Regions from separate parts of the Homo sapiens genome. Here region 1 is linked to region 2. The links are chromatin loops, found by intact Hi-C in ENCODE. Cell type or tissue: B cell. All regions are shown on one strand. Each heading gives the region's core, and the rest is flanking DNA. Links, peaks and the distances in the headings are about the cores only.

Region 1 (11,422 bases), core at 3,153-7,152, 74 kb before region 2:
TTCTGTCTGCTTCCGTGGATTCTTTTTTTGGCTATTTCCCCTGGATCTGCTTCTGCCTAAACTCACTGTGATGGTATTCTACTGGTATTTCTCGTCCACTTCTTTGTCTTTCACTTGACAAGTTATTCTTGGTTTATCTCATTTATTACTATGGCTTCAACTATTGATAACTTCCCATTTTATGTGAAATCAAACTCTTTCTTATCTCAGGACTCTGGTTTACCCATGAACATAATTGCAAGCTGTGATAGCTGTTAGAATAAAACTCCAGGAGAACTATGAAAATAAGAAACTAAAAGGATGAGTCTGAGTAAGTTGGTGAGACATGGTTAGATAAGACTTCCCTAAGGAGCTGATACTTGAGGTGGAAATTGAAGGCAGTGGTGGAAATAATGTTATCGAGAGGCAGAAGAGCAAGCAAGGTTCCTGCAGTCTGCCTAAACTGAACTTGTCAAACATCATTCTAATAAAACCAATACTTGATTAAAATCTTTCAGTGCTATCTCATCATCTAAAAATAAACTTAAAACACTTTCACCTAGGATTCAAAGTCTTTCACCTGGCCTTAATTTAATTTTTATCTGATTTTTAGCACTCCCTCTGATCTGGTGTTTGGCACCTATTTTGGTACATATATTATAAGTGCATATTCAAGACTCTGATTTGTTGTCTTCTATTCTCTTTGCCTGGATTGTCTTCCTCCTCTATTTTTTTACTGGTGAGCATCTCTTACCCAATATCCAAAGCCCAATAAAATATTGTTTTTCTTTTGCAAGTTTCCCACATACTGAATTTTCATAGAACTTTTTATGAGGCTGTATAATGTTCTTATTCTCAGGAGAGGCAGTGTTGTATTGATGCTAAGAATAATGGCTGCGGGCACAGATCAACTGGAATCAGAATCCTGATTCCTCCATATATAACCTGTGTGATCCTGTACAAGTTAATGCTAGTACCTCCATCATAGGGTTGTTGTAAGGGTCAAAAGGCCTAGAACGGTGGCTAATATATATTAAGCAGTCAGTTGTATTAACAGTTGTTGCAGTCACATTTTAAATTATATATCTTCCACCATTTTCAGGCTATCAGCCCCTTGAGAGCAGAGGTTACCTTACTCACCTTTGTGCTTGCCACCAAGTAAATGAAATAATTTATATTTGTAAGATTGAGTTAAAAGGGATGCCAAAACATTAATGTTCAGTCTTTAGTTAGTTGATGGGGTGGCATTTCCTATTATGCATCAAAACCATTCATTTATCCAGCATGTAATTTATTGAGCATCTATTCTGTGCCAGACACAATTGTAGGAGGTAGAGATGAATTTATGAGCAAAGAAACATGATTCATTCCTTTGTGAATTTTATAGGATGGTACTTTAATTAAATAATCAAGCAAATAGATGTATAATCCAAACTGTGTCTAGTGCTTAAAAGGGTGGTATATGGCATGTCTCATGCTTATTATGGGGAGGAGATCGGCTTGGTTTGGGAGGTTATGAATGGCTTTCCTGAGGGAGTGACCAGTGTTCTGAGCGGAGATGTCTAAGTGGATATGAAGTTGGTGGTAGAGAGAGCCTGGTAAGCATGAGGGAAAGATGCCAGTGTGGATATATTCTGGCTCCAGGAAAGGCTGAGAGGTGCTTGCTGGTGCTCATACCTATGGAAAGCCTTAAAAGTACACAAATAAGAGAGCTGCCATGTGGTGAAGAGGCTTTCTTGCCTGGGATTTTTCTTCAATTTTATTGTTTACTTCTTTTTAACTTCTGTACTTTACTTACTTTTAATTTTTACTGAAATTTTGCTTAAAATCTCACATATATATATATATATATATATATATATATATATATATATATATTTTCCTTTGAAAGAATGCAATGAATTCTTTTTAAAAATTTCCTCGGGAGAAAAAAAATGAAGCTTCCCTTTTAAAATGTGTGCAGTACTGGAGAGGCAACACGTTATACTATTTTAGTTTGTTTATTAAGATCTTGGTTCTAGGATTTGGGGTTTTCTCAGGTTTCAAGAATGGGGGATTAAAAAAAACACTGTAGAAGTGAGCGATTATGTGGCATTTGTAGTGAGGTTAAGGGTATATGGGTTGAGAAGATGGTAGCATGTGGTTACCAAGGCCTAAGAGGACCCAGAGTGAAGTGGAAGATGAGGAAGGAAAATATATTATATATATTTTATATATTTAATAAAAACAGGTAGAGTATATATTCATCCCCCTATTTTATATGTATCATATATATGATATATATATTAATTGATAAATGATATAAATTGTAAAACAGGTAGAGTATATGTTCATCCCCCATTTTATATATATCATTTATATATTGATATATAAAATCATTTTATATATCATTTATATGTCAATAAATCATTTATATATCATTTATATATTGGTATATATCTATATATGACAGATATAACAGATATCTATATAAAAAGATGGCTGGATGTGGGAAATCTTATATATTGATATATATATAAATGATACATATAAAATAGGGGGGATGAACATACACTTTACCTGTGTTACAAATCTTCTGGGGCAGCAATAGATTAGGTACTGATTTACTTGATACTCCTTAAGGAATATTGAACTGTACACTAAATTGTTTGTGTAGTGACCAAAATTAAATCCAGTTCTTTTCTGAAAAAGGAACTAACTTGGTACATTTTAAAGTACTGTTCTTTTTTTCCATTAATTTACTTGTGTAGGTGCTAATTGATATAGGAAATGGTGTCTTATTATTACAAGACAATGGCATAAAATTTTATCCCCTTCTCTCATGCCAGTTGTATTTGTTTTGACATAACAACTGAAAAAAGGACTATTGTAGAAAATTATAGATGCTCTTCTATAAAATGTAAACATTGTTATGAATAGCAATCAAAATAGGTTCAACCACCCTGTATTTTTTCAGGCAAGACACTTGAATACTAAGCAATACTGGAAAGGTACCCACCAAAGAACTAGCCTGTATAGTTGTATGTGTGAACTTAAAATAGCTCCTCTCTAATAGGAAATGTTGGAAGAGACTTTATGCAAAGGGTTGATGTATATAGTATATAATGAAGAATTTTTTTAATTGCCTCATAAAGAAATCTCATGAGCCCTCCCTTTGTGTTCTTAATAAAAAATGCTTAGCTAAACAGAGCGGAGTGGTGTGCACCTGTAGACCCACCTACTTGGGTGGCCGAGGCAGGAGGATTTCTTGAGGTCAGGAGCTGGAGGCTGCAGTGCTCTATGATTATGGCTATAAATAGCAATTACGCTGTAGTCTGGGCAACACAGAGAGACTCTGTTTCTAATGTGTACACACACACACGTGTGTGCGTGTAAATATATATAAATATATATATAAAAATAATAACTGGCAATTTATGTTCCCAGATTAATTTGAACGTGCTTATTTTGTCCCTTTTTTTCTGGATTAGTGTGGGAGATGACATTTTGATGTAAGTGATAAAAATGATATTTTAATGACTTCCAACTTTAAATGTAAAACATGGTCACTCATAAATCTCCAGACTGAGTTATGTTGGTTAGGTATATCTTAGTATTGGTTCTCATTTTAAAAAGTTTTGGTTATAGTAAATCCAGGACTATTTGAAACAGATATCTATATAAAAAGATGGCTGGATGTGGGAAATCTTATATTTTATATTCATATGGTTGTTATTACTGGAAGCAGTAGGAGTTGCGTGCATGCAAAGATTATAATTAGTTGAGATAGTGCATTTGTCAGGGGGAATCTAATTGAAGTTAGACTAGCTACATGAAAGTCTGTGGTTTATTATTTCTAAGAAATGCTTTGAGTGAAATTTGTGCTACCAACCTTGCTTTAATTTCTACTCATGATTTTTCAGAAAAAGAAAATTTGGGGAATAAACTTTAATTTTTCTGTCATTTTAATTAGTTGTCCATATGTTGACTGATATGTTGATGTAAAGTATGCAAGAAGCCCTTAACTGAATTCTGAAGTAGAAAAAATTTGTCTTTGTGCTCCTATTTTTCCTTTATTATCCTTCAAAACATCTCAGCTCCTAATCTCAGATAGCTAATTCTTTATCCCACTCTCATAAACTTCAACTCTGAATGATCTGAAAAGCAAATTGATGGCAATGGGATAAGAGAATAACAGAGAGATAGGTGTGAGTTATTGTCAGTGTTCTAGTTGTAAGGTTAGTTAAGTTTATGGAGATTCAATATAATATGAATAAAGAAAACAAAAAAGCTGATCATGCGGTCCATGGTCATTAATTCAGTTCTATGAACTAAAGTCTATCTAACAATATTTTAAATTTTTAGATATAAAGTATTATACTTTCCAGGGTTGTTTGCATTTTAATAGAGAAGTGAATTTACTTCAAGTTTAAAGGAAGCAATTTCTTAATCATTTTAAACCCAATTTCAAGTTGTTCTATTATTTACAGCCCTAGAAATGCTGATTCTCCTGTTTCTTATGGCTGCTCATACTCTCATGGAGGCTTATTTCTTATAGTAAGCATGTAAGAGATTGCAGGTGGGTGGTTGGGAAAGGGAGCTGTCCATATAATCTCAATTCATCATATTGCCAGAGATGCCTGAAGGCACTGGTAACAGTGACATTTCAGAGTGACAAGCCCTGGACAGTAGTGATAAGAACATTCTATGGGGGCGTCACATGGTCTTACTACTCCATCTGTTCCTAGGGTAGGTCCTGATAATACTTATTTTAAACTATTGTTAGTGTATTTGGGTGCCTTTATAAAGATATAAGAGAATATAATATGAAAGAGTTGAGGCAACTTTTCAAAGTGATACATTTGGAGTGTCACATTAATTTTATAAGACTAGGTTTAGAAGCATTGCTTTCTTGGATCTTTTATAAGTCTTTGGAAGATTCAATTTTAATTGAAATCTAATCTATCATCAAATCATGCTGCTTCCACCTCAAAAAGAGATGCCAACTCCATTGACAGCTCCCTGTTTTCACAGCTACTGCTGTGGTCTAATTACATCTCCTACCTAGAACACGTGGATCTGAGCAATCTCACTTCTGCTTTCCTTTTCCACAAGCCCCCAGTTTGATGCTCTTACACCCTGAATACACTACAGCTGCCAAGTGGCAAGGCTCAGGAACCTTGGGGAGAGATGCTTGGGTCCTAGAAGCTCCACTCATTGGGGATTTATGTTGTTTCTTTCACTTAAAAATAATAAATTATAACTGATTCCTATGTAAAGACAGATGACACAATAACAGTTTTATCTTCATACTATACACTGTAATTAGTCAGACCCAAAATAACTTTAATTATACTAGCTTGATATATTTTTAAAATTGGTCTTAGCTGTTATACAGGGATAATCCATAATTGAGACCTTAAAAGGTATGTCATGTCTACTGTACCCTAGGAGAAAAGCAAAATAAAAGAAAAACCTATATTTAGATTTTACTGAAAAGGTGTTATTTCTCTAGGGAGAAGCAGTTAGTATGGACTTAATTCTTTTTCACTCATTTCCTTATCTTCCGAAATCTGCTATGTTTTTGATTTTTAAATTTTAATGTCTAAATAAACTGACCACTCTGCAATAAATTGCTTCATGGAGAGGGGTTGTGAAATGATACTGTTCAATGATAAAATTGTGCTATACAGAATTATTTTCTATAATGTGGTGGAAACAGATAGTTTTCTCTTTTTTTCCCGAATTTACAACCAACTCTGTGGGATGGATTGCTCCCATATAAATAATTTTTGTGTTTTGGTATGTTTTCTCTCCAATGTATTAAAATAAGAAAGAAACTTGCTATAAGAAGCATTGAGTTGTATTATCCTCCTAATGGCCTTATCTCTCTTTTAAATTGTTATTATTTTCAGATTCTCCTCACTTTTTCAGCTGTAATCAGCCAAACTGATCACCTAAGGTAAACTGAGGCAGAGTCTTGATTTGTTGCCCAGGCTGGAGTGCAGTGGTGTGATCATGGCTCACTGCGGCCTTGACCTTCCAGGCTTAAGTGATTCTCTCAACTTGGCCTCCCCAGTAGCTGGGACTCCAGGAGTGCACCACCACTCCTGGCTGTTTTAAAATTTCTTGCAGAGACCAGGTCCCACCATAATGTCCAGACTGGTCTTGAAATCCTAGGCTCAAGCAATCCTCCTGACTTGGCTTCTCAAAGTGCTGGGATTGCAGGCATGAGCCACACCACCCAGCCTGATCAATGTTTTCAGGTGTATTGTGGAACACAGCTCTCCAGACACCAGAACGGGCCAAATGACAGACTGCCAACAGAGCAATATGAGATATGATGGAGAACACTTTTTTGGCTCAGAACTATAGACTTCTAGAGCTGAAGATCAGCTTTAGAAGTTTAGCCTTTCCTAAATGTAAATCCTAGAGATAACTTCCTGACCCCAGATGTTTCCATGCTGGTCTTGGTTACTAATGAAGGGGCAGAGAGAAGTTTAAACCACAGGATATAGTGTGGTTGAACACAGATGCCTAACTATAGCTCTTATAAGTTAAATACAGAATTTGAACATACACTGTTAATATGCAAAATTACTTAATTTTAGTTTTAAACACCTTATAAAAATAATAGCATGGCAGTCTTTTATTAGCTTACAGCATGCTAAAATATATTATTAAATCTTTGATTCATGAGGAAATATTTTAGAGCAAGCTTGAGTATAGAAGGTGGAATTAAGCTGTTCTCTGCTTACAGAGGAAACAAAATTTTAACATATATTTTGCTATTAAATGATGTGGGCCCAAAGTGAAAGCTAAGTAAATACCAGAATCTTTTGTTATCTTCACATGTGAATGTGGCATGTAGTCAAGAATATGTTGTCATATCCATTCATTTTAGTTTTCTTTACTCAGTTCTTGAATCTTGACCTCTGAGTGTGAATATTGAAACTCTATATTGTACTCTTATAAAATTGCTTATTTCTGAAACATAGTAACTAGAAACAGGATTTATCAGATCATAAATAATTTGAAGAAAACTATTCATTAGGGAAATATAATTATTATTTCTTCACACAGAATTGACTATTACAGATTTTAACTAATCTACAACAGAAAGTGGCCATACTTTTTGAAGATTGAACATTTTGCTTCATTGACATGAGTGATGAGACATCTAACTTGCCTAGAAAACACCATGAGTTTATCACAAAACTGATTGCCTGGCCATCTTCTGCACTGCTGCCAGATTTTTTTTTTTTTTCTGGCAGGTTGCATATTGCAGTTTTTAGTTTTTCTCCTCCAAGATCCTGTGGGTTCTTCACTGTTCACAGATTCTTCACCATCAGTATCAGCTTCATGGACAAGCAACCTGTGTCATTGCAGAGTCCTAACCTTGGAAGAGGGCTCCATACTTGGTTTAATGCTCTGTCACCATCTTGAAATTCTTAATAATTTGAACATGGCACCTGACATTTCCATTTTGCACTGAATCCTCAAAATGATATGGGAAGCCTTTTCCAGTTGCCTCATATAGGATTTGTTCTTTCCTCCTCTTTGTTATTATGCTTTTTAAAAAATATGTTTCGCTTATCTGAATGATGATACCAAATTGCACTACAAGTTAATTGTCATCTGTCTATCTTCTTTACAAGAAGGATTTAGTGGATGCTATTGGTACTCATCCAGATTTCTTTGACCAGTCAGTTCACCCATCTTCTAGCTGCTGTGAGTGCTGGCTGCTCCTGTCCTACAGGTGCTCTTCTCCAGAGAATTGTGGTGTTACAGAAGTAAAAAGTGGATTCCTTGCCTCAAGATGGCACACCTCTGTGGAGCCATATGTGTTCCAAAACACCTCATAGTCTCTCTTGAGATCAGACTGAAATAGACTATAGCTGAGCTCACATCCTTTCTTGCGTCGTCCTCTGACCTACCCTGTCCCCAACACTGACTGCTTTTCCACCTCTGAGCATTCCCGCAACAGTACACAAGTACCTGAATCCCTGACCCAGCCTCTGCTTCTAGGTACTCCTGTGTAAGCCAGTCATGAGTTAGTACAGGGATCTTAAAATAACACCAATATATGCCCTTTCCAAGTAAGAAGGTTATTCAAGAATCTGTAAATATGATTTGATAATAAACCTGTGGAAACAAAAGCCATATTCAAGACTTGCAAGTGAACATCACCCCAACTATTTATCATTTGTAGTATGTACAATGTTAGATCCAAAACTCTGAATGACCTGTCATTGGCCCCCAGCCTCCTGACATAGTTGGCATTGACTTAGAAAAATGGATATTCAGTACTTTATTCTGATGGGTAACTGATGACTGGCCAACCTCTGGCTTCTTTTAGCCATCTAGTGAGAATGAATTTGGTATTTCTCTGAGAAGAAACTTATTCAGATCCAATAGGAGTTTTTATTAATACTTTGGTCTAATTTTAATGTTCCTATTTACTGAAGAAGCAATATAATGCGGTGATTAGGAGCATGAATGCTGAAGTTGTACTATCTGGGTTCAAGTCCTGCTGCTTCCCTATCTGTATATGATCTTGAACAATCTGTTTAATTTCTTTATGCCTCCCCTTATCTATATTAAAAGTACCTACCTAGTTCATGCAGTAATTACAAAGATGAACTAAGTATATATGAAAAGATGAGAATGGGGACACACAGACAGCTTTGTATAGATGTTGGTAACTGTTATTATTGACATTAAATACAGGAGATGCACATAGCATCTAACAATTTATTTTTTAGTACAATCCAGCTATATTTAATGATTTATAAATGAAATTTACTGAAATGCAGAAAATCACTACATACTTTAATTTGGCTAATCTTTTATATTAGGAAGTATAATCACAGTTTAACATAACTATGACATATTGAAGTATTCAAAATGAGTTTTTCATATTTTTTCACTTAAATGAATATGACTGACACTTTAATATTTTTTGTAAGTCAGTAGTTACTAACAATGAAGGTAATGGCCATGAATGTGATAATGAAGTTGACCATTACACACACTTAAGATGTGCTTCTTTTCCTTGAATGTTATTAAAGGCCAGAATCTTCAAACAAACCATATAGTGGCATTTTATAAAGCTACTGACCCCAGGGCCATCATATGACCTAAAGGTTGACTAGAGTGAATCTTTTTATCTTTTAATGATATGGCCAATAACTATAGCCAAACCAAGCATAAAATAACAGGCCCTCTTCTCTTTAAAGTTATATTAACTTAATGGTAAATTATCTTAGGATCATTGCAGAAATTACTACACTAGGAGTAAGATTTCATATGAAATACTGAGAGATTCTTAGAGACCCAAAAATTAACTTTTAAAAATTCTTGAGTTTTGGAAATTATTAATCAACTTTTATAAGTTTTTTTAAACAAGGGTCTCCTGGCCCCCGCCTTAAATGCTTTCAGTAACTAGGAAAAATTAAATTAAGTCGTTCAACTCTTTCAGCACTTTTTAACACTTTTATTTGTGCGAAATCAGATTAAAATGCCTATTAAGTTCAGTCTTGGAAGAGGAAATAGTAAAAAATCAATTTCACTTATTTTAGGTTGGTAGTGATGGCAGGCACACATATTACATAGTGTGTGTGTGTGTGTGTGTGTGCATGTGTGTGTGTAGAAGAAACAGTCACAACTTTTCCCATTAACCATCTCCTTGATTGATTACCTAGATTCCCACTAAGCTGAAGCAAGTGGGAGAAGGTGACAAAGCATCCGATGCTAAGAGTGTCTTGTAAAAGAAAAATTGCACCTAACTTTTACAAAATAACTCATGCCGCAACATGCTTATGAAGCACATATGGAAAACCACTCTAAATGGTAGCCTAAGGACTTATATTTTGGATTCAACTGAAGATGTGGTCATCAGGGCTTTTGGCGAATAAGCTATATAATAGGTGTGAGCTGCCTAATAGGATAACTAGAGCCACTTCATAGTGAGGCGATGAGGAAAGGAGTTACATATGAACCTCAGGAACTCACAATGCCTGGGTTCAAATCGCAGCTCTATTTACCAGCTGTGGGGACTTATCTTGCTGCAGAGAAATTATGTTAGAGCTGTGGTGCAAAAAGCATCTTTGGATGTCAAAAAAGAGATGATTAAGTGATAATAATATTGAGGAAAACAATGCTTTGTACTTCCCTCTGCAAGATTAACTTCAATTATATATATTACATGTAGTCCCATATTTGGCATTTTTATAGTATCTCTCTTTCTCTATATTTCTCTTTCCCTCTTTTTCTTCACATAAATGATTAATGATAATGATTAAAATAAATTATATAATAACATGTTTTTAAAGTAATTTAGTTAAAAGCATAGAATAAAATGCAGATCAATAATATTTCTAACTGTAACCCAAATTGAATTCACATTTTAACTTTGCAGAATTTCCATTAAAAGAAAAATTTATGGAAGAATTATATATGCTCAGGTCCCCTGATATTAGCAAGACCATATGCCTGTGGCTTAGATAGCCCCAGTTTGTCAGTTATCCCAGTATAATAACTCATAACACTCTTTTACTCTCAGAAATATTGTGCTTTGATTGATAAAGCATATGCATATCCTACTTAATATAGGGAATTTCCATATTAAGTGTTATACTTAAACAATTCTGAAACATTTTAGGCAGCAGCTGTGAGCCACAAGTAGTGGTAAAAATTGTGTCCAGTCAGAGCAAGCATCAGCAAACTTCTGGCTGGTCATTCTTACTTGTTTGCTGTATAACACAGTCCTTCAAATATTTTGCAGCCCATATTCCTTAAAGTAAAAGGAATATTACTTCATACTAGCATATTTTATACAAATGACAGTCTAAAATGCAAGCCCACAGTTTTTCTAATGTATTTCCTTCCTGTCAACATTTGAATCTGTGCAATATGCCAGAGTTTTGGTTACTATTCAGTAGAGAAATGAACGTTTGGAAGCTATGCATTTGTTAGATAATTTCATCCTCAAGTAAACTCTGGGCTTCCAAAAGGGTCCCCTGAATGTAGCACAATGTCTGCTATTCAGTAGGCATCTAATAGATATGTGTTAAATGAGTGAATGTGTAATGATGGTAAATGGCTTTAACATAAAAAAATGAATTTAAATTTTGTAATTTAATAGTATTTTTTTCCAATCATCCCAACTACCTTGAGAATAATAAAATTTGCACTCAAGGAATCTCTGATAACTACTGTTCATACTTATTAGGTAAAATATAATGTGCATATACACTATGGAAGAATTAATTAAATCATACCATTAAAATATTAAGTGAGAGACCTTAACCCATATGTTTAAATATGAAGGAGGAAAACAGACAATATGGAGGGAAGAGAACCAAAAGATAATTGAACTTTTTGTCGTGGTAAATGATGTTCCAATGAACTTCTACTATAGAATTTACAGTTGAAAGCCTATCAGTGATCATTCTGGAGTCCC
Region 2 (11,422 bases), core at 3,888-7,887:
GAAAGGTAGAATTATTTTCTCCTAATTTATATAAAGGATAAAACAGAAAAATGTCATGTTTTCTGGGAAATGTACAAAAATATTATCTCTGTCTGATAGAGCAATAGGTGCCCCATATCAAAATACAGTAAAAACATATCTTCCATATTTAACTCTCAAATGAGTTTATATATTATGGTAAATAAAATTATATTTTCTCATCAATTTGCAAATAATTTTCCATTTTGGCCTCTAAAAAATAGAATTTAAATTATTTGGGACCATGCAAATATAAATATATACAAATGGTTCTGTCAGTAAATTTATCCGTGGGAAATAGAACTGTTTCTGTAAGCTATGTTTTCATAGATGTGTTTGTTTGTTTTTTAAGAAGATAACATTATAGATTTTGTATAATACACTTTTACTCAACTACTGTTTTTCACTTTGCTCTTCATTAATTTTTTCCAAACTAAGTATACAACACATTTTAAGGAACTAAGGCACAGAGAGGTTGCATTATATATTCAAACAAGTGTGAAAGAGTTGAATGTAAATTCTCTAAATGTGAAATATAGGCTAGATTGGAGTTCTTTGGCTTAAAAAAATTAAATCTACCTTTGAACAGAACAGTTGATGGAACTTCAGTCTAGACTGGAATGACAATAATAGCTGATTAGCTTTCCTTAGAGACTGCAAGACCAGCCGACTCTGATTACTCCCAGGGGAACCCCCAGATAAAGTCTGCATACCTCACTCCTCCTACTCTCCTACACCCCTACTGATTTATGTTCCTTCTCCCCAGTGAATTCTCATTGTTTTCACAATGTAAAAATATTATGATGTAGTGTTTATGATATGCTGCTTTGATATATTGTGAGCCTTCATTATAGTGAAATAAAGCCTGAGAATTAGTGAATCTAGAATAAAACTGAATACCAACTGATTATAATGAAGTTATAAATATACTTCCTATTAGAGTTTATTTGAAAATAATTAAAATTGTTTGCAAAATGTCTAGCATAGGGACTAGTACAAAGTCAGTGCCCGATAGCTAAAAAGTATTGCTGTTAGAATACATTTAATCCCAGATTTGAATTAGGGATTATTAAGAAACTGCTTATTAGAAAACATTTTTTTTTTTTTTTTTTTTTTTTGAGACGGAGTCTCGCTCTGTTGCCAGGCTGGAGTGCAGTGGTATGATCTTGGTTCACTGCAACCTCTGCCTCCCAGGTTCAAGCGATTCTCCTGCCTCAGCCTCCAGAGTACCTGGGACTATAGGTGCATGCCACCACCGCCAGCTAATTTTTGTATTTTTAGTAGAGACAGGGTTTCAGCATGTTGGCCAGGATGGTCTCCATCTATTGACCTTGTGATCTGCACACCTCGGCCTCGCAAAATGCTGGGATTACAGGCATGAGCCATCACGCCCGACCTAGAAAACATCTTAATGATTAATCAAACTTTGTTTGTTAGAACACTTCCAGTTATACATTAAAAATCCAAAAAATAATTGATATCACAAATATGTAGTGAAAGAATTTATTTAAAAAATAAACTCTTAAAAAGTAACTCTTGAAAATAAGTTTCTACTTTAACAGTTTTCCAATTATTTTCCTTTTGTTATTCATTCGTTTTGAGTGTTAAGCTAATAATGTCAGTTTATGTGATAATGATATACAGACAACATACTTAAATCATAAAACCAGTAACCTAATTGTTGAAGATTAATAATATGTTTATAATCATTCAAGTAGGATTATATAAATAGCTTTAGCTATTGATTAATCATGGTTGGTAAAATTTAACTCATCCATATAACTTTTACCACATTTTGAAAGTGCAGTGGAGTATGAACAATAAAGATGGAGTATTTGCCTTTGTAGAACTTATAACACTAAGATTTTGAAACAGACCTACTTCACTTCTTGAGGAAGTAACTGCTTTTGTAATATTTATTTAAGCAAGGTTTCTTAGGTCACTGACTGTTAAATAAACCTAGTTAAATAAGAGTAATGCATGTTAAAGATTTAAGAATTCCTTACCTCACACTCTGCATTAACTTTCATTCTTTTCCAATATTTCCTCTTGCTAAGAAGTTTCAGGTTCTCAGCTGTCGCACAATATAAGAAGGATTATTATGTAACATTTTTTTCTCTGCTTCGGATAGCTTTGGAGCCAAAGATCCTTATCCTCTCTGTCCCAAATTTATATAATACTTTTATCTTCCTCATTGAGTTTATAAGAAATGATGTAAGTCTATGTATGCGAGACTTGCATAATAATAAAAGAAGAACAGTATGAACTTAGGATATTTCAGGATAATAGTCATTTTCTTGGACTAATTATATATTAATGATGTTTGCTGGTTAATGATACAGTATGATTGCTTTAGACCACAAGTTTTACATCTGCTATTGGGCCTAGATATATTTAGCACAGCATGAAATCAAGGTTCAGAAAAATGTGGTTGTTTGGACTAAACAGTTGATAAATGAGTAGGAATTAAAGATTGATATTCCATCTTATATTTTAGTTTAATTTTTATTATCTTGTGCTATTATTTAATAGACTTAACCTATGACTGTCTTAGAAAATTCATTTTAGTTATGTAAGTAATACAGTCTCCTGGGAAATTCTTAGAATATTTCACCTAAGGTTAAATTCCAATTTGATCACCAAGCCAATCGCACAAGAGCATCTTTTTCCAGAAAAGTGAACAAATTTCAAATGGTCAAGTATCTTTTTGGATTAGGTGGGTAAAAAAGTAACAGAAAACCCCAAAATGACAGTGGCTGAAAGCAAATATAAATTCTTTTCAGTCTCATATTCAAGAAGTTCAGCTGGTGTCACTCAAGGCTGTGTTGGTATTCTGAAATATCAGGGACCCTGCTCCTCTCTTTGTTTCTCCATAATAGTGGCCTCCAACTTATGGCCAAGATGGCAGTTGGAGTTTCAGTCATTATATTGCATTCTAGCTACAAGAAAAAAAGTACCCTTCCCTACTTTAAATACACGCCTTAGAAGGCGCAAATCATTTTCACTTGGCTCTTAATGTGCAAAAGTTAGTGACATGAACATAACTAGCTGCAAAGAGACTAAGAAATGTGGTCTTTATTCCAGGCTGCTACATGCCCAAGTGAAAACAGGGGCTTTCATTGTTACGGAAGAAGGGGGAACAGTGTCTGCCATAGTTAAGTGTCCAGGGACAGTAAGAATTCTATTGCCTATTACCTTATTTTCTTGTCCAGCCCAGATATCTGCTGAAAACCTCGGCCATTAGCAAGAGAGTCACGCTTAGCAAAATATTAAGAGTCCCATCCTTACTAGTGAATGATGCCTAAAAATCTATTTTTCTGGCATTTTGTATCTGATAGATCAGGGATAATTTTGATTTTCTTTGGAACTTTCATAAAGATCCACTTCCAGGAATAGTTATAACAACAGCAATAAAACAGTAAGTTGCAAAATATATAATAAAATGAAAAACTGACCACATGATACTATATATATTTTAATCAGTACACAAATATATAGATACATTGTAGACATATATCTATATATAATTTAAAAAACCTTGAAGGCTACAGGCAAAACTGATGTGATCATTACCTTTTGTGCTGTGGGATCAGGGCTGATGATCAAATTGGACTTTATCTGTAAAGCTCTAAAAATTTACAGCAAAATAAGCTATGCTTGGGAAGGTAGTGGGAGTAGGAAGTAGACATATTTTGTGGAAACTCTTAGGAATTCTGTAGTACCCTAACTGTATAGTCATTGTATCAATTACAGGTTTTTATTGTGAGCAACAGAAACCAATTCTAATGAACAAAATCAAAAAGGGAATTGGAAGAGCACTGATTATCATAGATTCAAAGACAAAGTTGAATAAGACTGTAGTAGGAAGTAAGGGTAGCCACTATAACTCAGCTACCTTTCATTCTTGTGTCTCTGTTAAAGATTTACATTCTCATGAGGTGAAATGACATTGACAAAGCTTGAGGTGTATTCATTAGCTGAGGTTTGGGAGGTGGGAGTTCTAAGTAATTGGGTACCTTGATTCTACTAAGGCAAAGAGCGTGGAAAAGACTGTTGCCCAAGTGAAAGTTAGGGTTGTGTTGCCAATAAAAAGGAAGAAACAATATTAGGAGGCAAAAGCAATAGATGTCTACAACTGTCACAGAAGACTAAATCTATTGACACTTCCTTCCTTCAACTGTAATTTTTAGGATGCTCTGTGGGTATGTAGGGGAAGGTTTGGTTTTGAAGCTAGGATTAGTGATTTTAATTCTCAAAAGAGCCTTTACTTGGTTACACTACAGTGAACCAAGTTAACAAATTTTCTGTACTATCAGAATTTGCTCAGAAATTCTTTTCTTTCCTGCTCTTATTTTCTGAGCAATCTAGTCTCAACCTTTGTTGGTTATGCTATAGGAAGCTATGAGTGTCTGAGCTACTGTTCACAAATATTTACTAAAAATTCCTAGACAGGATTGTATTTTCTCACCCCATTGATTTCAAGGTTGGCCATAGCACTTGCTTTGGCTGAGAAAATATGAGTAGAAGTTATATGTGTTACTTTTAAGCAGAAGCTCTAAGAGACAATGTGTGGCTATGTTCTCTTTTTCCTCTGCACAATAACAAAAGATGGTTCAGATAGAAGATGTTTCATCAGTGTCTCAGTCCCCCAAGATGAAGAGCCGCAGTAAACCTGCTATTTATGCATATTATTATTGAGAAGTAATCTCTTGCAATTTTAAACCACTGAGATTTGGGCCATTGGTTACTACAGTATAACCTAACCACTGTTGATTTATGTACTTGTAAAATGAATTCTCTGTTCAAATTTCACAGAGAATTTCCAACAGACTGTGGTTTTTAAAACAGACCATAAGCAGGAAATTAGGTAGAAGCTGGATAAGTGATTAGAAGCTTATCCTGTGAGCAGTAGAAAATATGTAGATTTTCTAAACAAGCAACTGACAAAATTACTTTTCTGTTTTAAACATTTAATATTAAAATAGTACATAGTACATATCGTAACATGGAACACTCACTTTTGGACAGAACAGTGAATTAAAGAAATTCTCAAATATCTGATTCTCTCCTTTGGTACTAATTAGTAGTTATTTTCCATGTATATTTAGGTTTTTTATTATTAAGTGATATATATATAGATATTAAGTGAGATATATATATATATATATATATATATATATATATATGACAAGCTGAGGAAGATAAAGCCAGAAAAGCAAAAGCAGACAAGTTATGATCAATTTAAAGAGCTACATTTCTAGATCAATAACATAAACAGTAGGTTGCAATGATTTAACCTAGTAGTAATTGCTCCTTAACTCTTTGCAAAAAGCAATCACTAGGTGTATTTTATCTCTTAAATATTTCCCAAATCTATCATTTCCTTCCTATCCTTACCATCACTTCTTTAAATCAGATATTCATCATCTCTTTCTAAAGGTTTGTGATAGTCCCTTAATTAATCCCTGCAGTGTTGCTCTCCTACAGGCTACCTTTTTCAAAGTTGCTGAATACTGTTTCTAAAACACAGATTTGATTATCTTGCTTCCTTGCATTAGACCCTTTTGGTTCAACGCTTTCTGGTAGCATGAGCACACAAACCTTCCCTGAAAGGGGTTGTAAGAATGAGTTCTAAGACCAGACTCTACTATCTGGACTTACTAAATATTTATAACAATATGTTTATTATAATGTTAACTTCTATTAATATTACCTGGTTTCTCTCTCAATTCTTGTGTTTACTCTCTGTTTTGCCATTACCCGATTGCCTTGCAATTTTACATTTGAATTTCTTTATTCCTTTGTATTTACTGATAACTCTCTCCTTCCACCCCACAAACTGATTAATACTATCTCAAGTTTTAACATTAAGTTCAAGAATAATTGGTTTTAAATTTGAGATTAAGTGACTTTTCATTGAATAAGATACTTCTTTTATGAACTCCTCTGATACTCGGTCTATATCTCTGTTATTCCAGTTATCACATGGTATGACATTATGTTTATATATCTGGTTTATGTATCTGTTTACCTCTATGAGACCATAGTCAACTTGAGAGCAGGAACTATGTCTTGTGCATCATTGTGCCCTGATACAGTTACTGGTTCATAGCAGACACATAATGAAAAAGTTTGTGGAATATGTAAGAAATTGCTAAATAAAGAAAATAGTATTATTTCACAAATCACTCTTGAACTCACTATTATGTGGTTCAGTTTTGCTTGATTGAGATCTTTGTGATACATTTCTTTTAAAATATATTTCCAGAGAATGATATTTTTTGAATTCTTGATGCTTCCTTTCATCTGACAAAGATAGGTCAACCTAGTTTCGTTTCCTGCCTTGATTATCTCTACTCATAGAGCTAAAATTAATGCTCTACTCCAGTAACTGCATAGCATAGGTGTCTAGTATTTTAATTTCCTTAAATTAATAAACTGTACTAAAGTTATAGGCAATTTAAAATTTTTGTGAGAAGTGAGCCATACGAACATGTTGACTTTTCATGATATGTTAAAAAAGAACGAAATGGGCATGTAAATGAAATTATATCTGCCATGAGTCTTGATATGGATATATTATTTAAAGGCTTGATTCCAAGTGTTTATAAATAAAGACTCTATTACTATATACAATTAAATTGAGGAATCTAGTAGATCATGATTTTATTTATATGGTTTTCATGTTGCAAGGAAATTGTCACTTAAAGAAGCATTGTTGTTGGCTCCAGAGTGTTGGAAACATATTTGTTATCTAATATATTATAACTGAAGATCTGCCTTTTACAGGACGCTAACAAGTGCTGGTAAAGACCTACAAGATAATTTTCTGACGGCCCTGGCAATGAGAGAAGAAGACAATCGCAGTGGAAAACTGAGTGTAAGTACATTTCATCCAACAGCTTAAAATGTATACACTAAATGCACAATTAATATTAAAAAATGTAACATTAAATATCTTTCTTAAAGTAATTTACAAGATATAAAATATGATTCCTCTTTATTAATTATATATTATAGGAATATACATAGAAAGTTAAAAATTATCATTTACATCTCTAGAAGTAGCCAAATAGTTAAAAAGAAAAAGGATTCTAAACATTCATTGCAGAGAAAATGCCTATGCATGGCAGAATGGTTCTTTAACCTGGGTAAACCCTCCTGCTTCTTTTAAACTTAACCTCTTCTTACATTCTCCCAAGTTGCATCACCCACTGACCCTAAGTTTTGTCCCCTGATTTTATGTGACTTCTAGAATATAGTACCATAGTCTGCCTTTTAGTCCTACCTTGGAAGATGGGATACAAATCACGTAGTAGAAGAACTGTGTTATCATTATTATTTTGAATGATCCAAGGAGAATATACTTTTACTTTATTAAAATGTGTGCTATATCAAATATGTAGAGAATGCGAATATTATTTGGAATAAAGATTTACTTTCACACTTTGTTAATATGATATTTGTGATAACAGTCTTTGTAAGTCTTAACATGTTCCAAATCAAATTTAATAGAAAAGGCAAATATTCATGCTAAAACTGTAGTAAGTGACTGACTTACAGAAAAATAATCAGAAATAGTGTGATAAAAAATTTAGAGCAACAGAAAAATATGTATATAAGGAGATCTATTCTACCAATATTTTCTCAATAAAAAATTTGGAGTTTTTCCCACTATCAGGTCCACTGAAAATATCACATGCAGGCAAAACCCTCAATGTAGTTCAGAGAGAGAAAAAAATCATACCATGTTTAGTTAATAGAATAGAATTAACCCCGACTTAAAATAAGGGAAAATTTCTTGTAGGAAGTAGGCTGACAGAGGTTTTAAAAGGGTGAGGATGGAAATATGGGCAGAGACTAGACTTTGGACAGCTTTAGTAATCACAGCAGAAAAGTCTGAATGAATATATGAGCTATTACGAATGCATTTTCTCAGAAATGTCAATGGAAAAGTTATAGAAATTAAATATTTAAACGAGGCTAAGACTAGGACATAATTTAATCTCCAGAAATGTTGCAATAGGAATGGTAGAATTGCAGAGGATGCTTTAATGAAGATGTACATCTTAAGAGTATTTCATGTATGTGATAGAGACTAAGGAAAATGTTAGAGGTCAAGATGTGGTAATTGAAGAAAATACTAGTTAAAAATTAGAGAGGTAAAATGGATTATTTTGAGACAATAATTTCCAATTTCTTTCCAGACTACTCTGAGGTATTTACAGAGCAGATCAACCTGTTTTATTTCCTTCCTTGGTGTCTGTGATATAGTTATCTTATAGTTTTTCTACTTTCTTCTGACTTTTTAACTCAATCTCTTTCTTGGGCGGATCATCTTATACCTCCAGTTGACCTGTATCTCTTCTACTATACACATTTTCCCTTAGTGAATCAACAAAACCCATGAGCCTACTGATTCTGTTTCCTGCTACAAAAACAGAAACCTAGATTTTTTTTCATCTATTAATTATGTTTTTTCACTTAGTCGTTAAACAGGTAGTGATAAGTGGCTCTATATGAGGCATCGTACTAACTGCTTGGGATACAATGGGTGGCAAGTGCTTATGGAGCTTACAGTTGTTTGGGGCAGAAAATGAATAATCAAATAATCATTATTTGTATAGAAATAAAGCCAAAATGCAATGTGACAGGTGCTATGGAGGAAAAACATAAAAATCTCTGATTGTGTGAAAGTGGGTAGAGGATGATATAATCAGATTTTCAGACAGAAAACATCAGTGTGCCTTTAGTATAGGGAATAAATTATAGAAAGGATAAAGCGGATGCCAGCAGATGCACTGCAAAATCAGATGAAGAGAAATGATTTGAGAGCTATTTAGAAGGCAAATTTGGCAGGATGCTGTGATAGGATATAGTTAAGGAAGGGATAGAAAGAAAGAGGGTAGTCTTTGGAGATAGATAGATGGTACTGCCACTCTGAAATGTAGTGTACTAAAAGATCAGAAGTAGGGCACAGAGATCATGTGTTTGATTTTGAACATACTGAATTTGATTTGTTTTTGACAAAAGAATATGTTCAGATGTTAAGAAGCTGGAGAAAAAGATCTGAACTCTACTCCAAAGTTTACCTCCATATTGCTATCCCTCAAATGCTCAACATTTGCTCTATTACTAAGTTATTTTTTTCCTTTTCCACTTATCAGATCTCACATCCATTTGGTCACCAACCCTGGTCAATTTTACTTGGTAAATAATTCTCAAATAAATGTGGGAGAGGAGGCAATGAAGCCAAAGAGATGGGCAACAGCCAGGTCTAAGGGCTATGTTGCTGTGCTCAGTAGTGTGGACAGAGCTACTGAGATGAAGGTGATGAATGTCCTTAAAATAATGTATACAAATGGTTAATGTGATCAGACATGCAACTTAAGAGTACACTGGCAGCAGTATATGGGGATAAGTGTGTCTCCATAGAGATAGGGAATGATATATAAGACAGGGAGGTCAACTGAGAGGCCATTGTAACAGTTCAGGCAATACATAATAGATGCATAATAGAAGCCTGGGATAAATAAATGACAGAATGAATGGGAAGATAAAGATAGATTGAGTGATTACTTAGGAGATAAAATCTGGAAACCATGTGCTTGTTTTTATGTAAGAAATAGTGATTTGTAGGATTCAGTGGAGAGTGAGCAGCTGATAATAATTTTAATAATGGAAAGACATATAATCCTGGCTTTAGAGGATTTAGTATAGTTCAGTGATTAAAAAACAGATTTTTGAGGTAGACAGTAACTAGACTGAAGTTCCAGACTCACTGCCTACCAAGTATTATGGATTTCAAAAGGACATTACTGTATTTTCTAAGCCACAATTTCCTTCTTTGTAAGGTGGGAATTAAAAGAGTAACCTCATCTTAATATTTATTATTGAAAATATAGATTAAATATTTGTCACACTGTATGATACATGACAACTATTTAATATATAATAAATTTTATAATAAAGGAGTGTTATAACTGCTAAAGCTATAATTGTGAATAAAATAGATATAGAAAATATGCAATACTTTTGCTGCTAGTCTTTAAGGAAAACATTGATTGGATTTGAATTTCTCTTTAGAAAAGATAGTTGAAACAGTTCTTTGAGACAAACAGTTGCTTATAGATTTTATTAGAGATGTAAAGATTGTTGATCAATGTAAGATATTATAGCTATCAGAATATTTTTTAAAGAAACACTATAGATTTTTTTAGTGTTGTAGGAACGACTGTCCATTTTAACTTATAGTCTGTGCAAACCGCTTTACTATTTGCCAAAAACAAAGATGTATAGAACATGGGTCCTCCCTATAGTGCTTCTAATATAATAGGATTATGTAATTCTTTCTAGTGAACAAGCAGCTGGGAGAGGAGATAATTATTTTTCAAATGGTAGTAAACTAAGAATCCCTGATTTGTTGAGTGAAAAAAAATAAAACATTTCCTTTCTAATCAAAGACTCATGAAGATTATAATGAGAGGTCACATGCTGTTCGGGGTGGGAAAAGTGAGACCCATTGACACTTATTTTCCCACTGAATGTTGACTATGTAAACAGTCACATGGATGACTAGTTTTGGCTTTGAAATATGCATTATTGAAGCTAGTAAAAAAACATTGCCTACAGCTTTTCCTTCAGAGTCATTCAAAGAAACCACTGTACCTGGGTCAGGAAAACCTATGAATTAGGTGGTTCCTAATATACCCATTTCCTGTGTTGAAATCTCTATGAAACATAAGATTGCGTTGTATATGACCAATAACATTGTGCTGACATGATCTTTTCCCTCCTTCCTATTTTCCAACTTTTATAAAATGTTCCCTTTAAAGAAAATGAAGGTATTATACAGATGTTTATTTCTTTTTTAATAGAATTCATGCTTGTCCACTAATAAACCCTTATGGAAATTATATGACTCACACAATCTTACCCTCATTTTAAATAAATTACATCAACGTTTGGGGGAAAATGTATATCAACATTTATTTCACCAGAAAAACTATAGCTGGATAGATCTTTAATTTCCTTATTTCCTGGATAAAAATTTGATACAGAGGCAGTGAGAAGTGCAGGAAAGAGCGAAGGTTATGGAGTCATCTTATCTGAGTTTGAATCTTGGATTTTCTACTTATCACAAGCTGAAGACACATTTCTCAACTCAACACAGCCTGAGTTTCCCCACCCAAAGTATGGGGATAATAATTTTCACACTGCTGAGATATTTATAGAATAAAATTATATAATGTGTAAAGCACATCTAAGCCTAAAACTTGGTAGGTGGTTTTTTTTCTTTTCTTTTCTGAGACAGTGCCTTGCTCTGTTGCCCAGGTTGGAGCGCAGTGGTACCATCATGGCTCACTGCAGCCAAGATCTCCTGGGCTCAAGTATCCTCCCACCT

What was found. Hi-C counts contacts between places; a loop is a spot of excess contacts. Peaks named below come from ENCODE experiments on the same cell type or tissue, not always from the same donor. Only the 100,000 strongest peaks of a DNase experiment are listed, where the experiment ranks them.
Region 1: a loop joins it to region 2, with 2.6 times the contacts of the local background. A loop is called at or near these places in 1 of 110 quality-filtered maps.

The regions. Positions count from the first base shown.
Region 1 is chr4:80,502,650-80,514,071 of GRCh38, forward strand. All of the region lies in intron 2 of CFAP299 (cilia and flagella associated protein 299), which reads left to right. Among named protein-coding and RNA genes, the nearest start is that of CFAP299, 170 kb to the left of the region's middle. In B cell, for the core only: no CTCF peak of the experiment used is centred there; a DNase peak (open chromatin) is centred at 5,052.
Region 2 is chr4:80,576,286-80,587,707 of GRCh38, forward strand. It overlaps CFAP299 (cilia and flagella associated protein 299), which reads left to right. Exons shown (of 6, transcript NM_152770.3): 3 at 6,808-6,898. Among named protein-coding and RNA genes, the nearest start is that of CFAP299, 250 kb to the left of the region's middle. In B cell, for the core only: no CTCF peak of the experiment used is centred there; no DNase peak of the experiment used is centred there.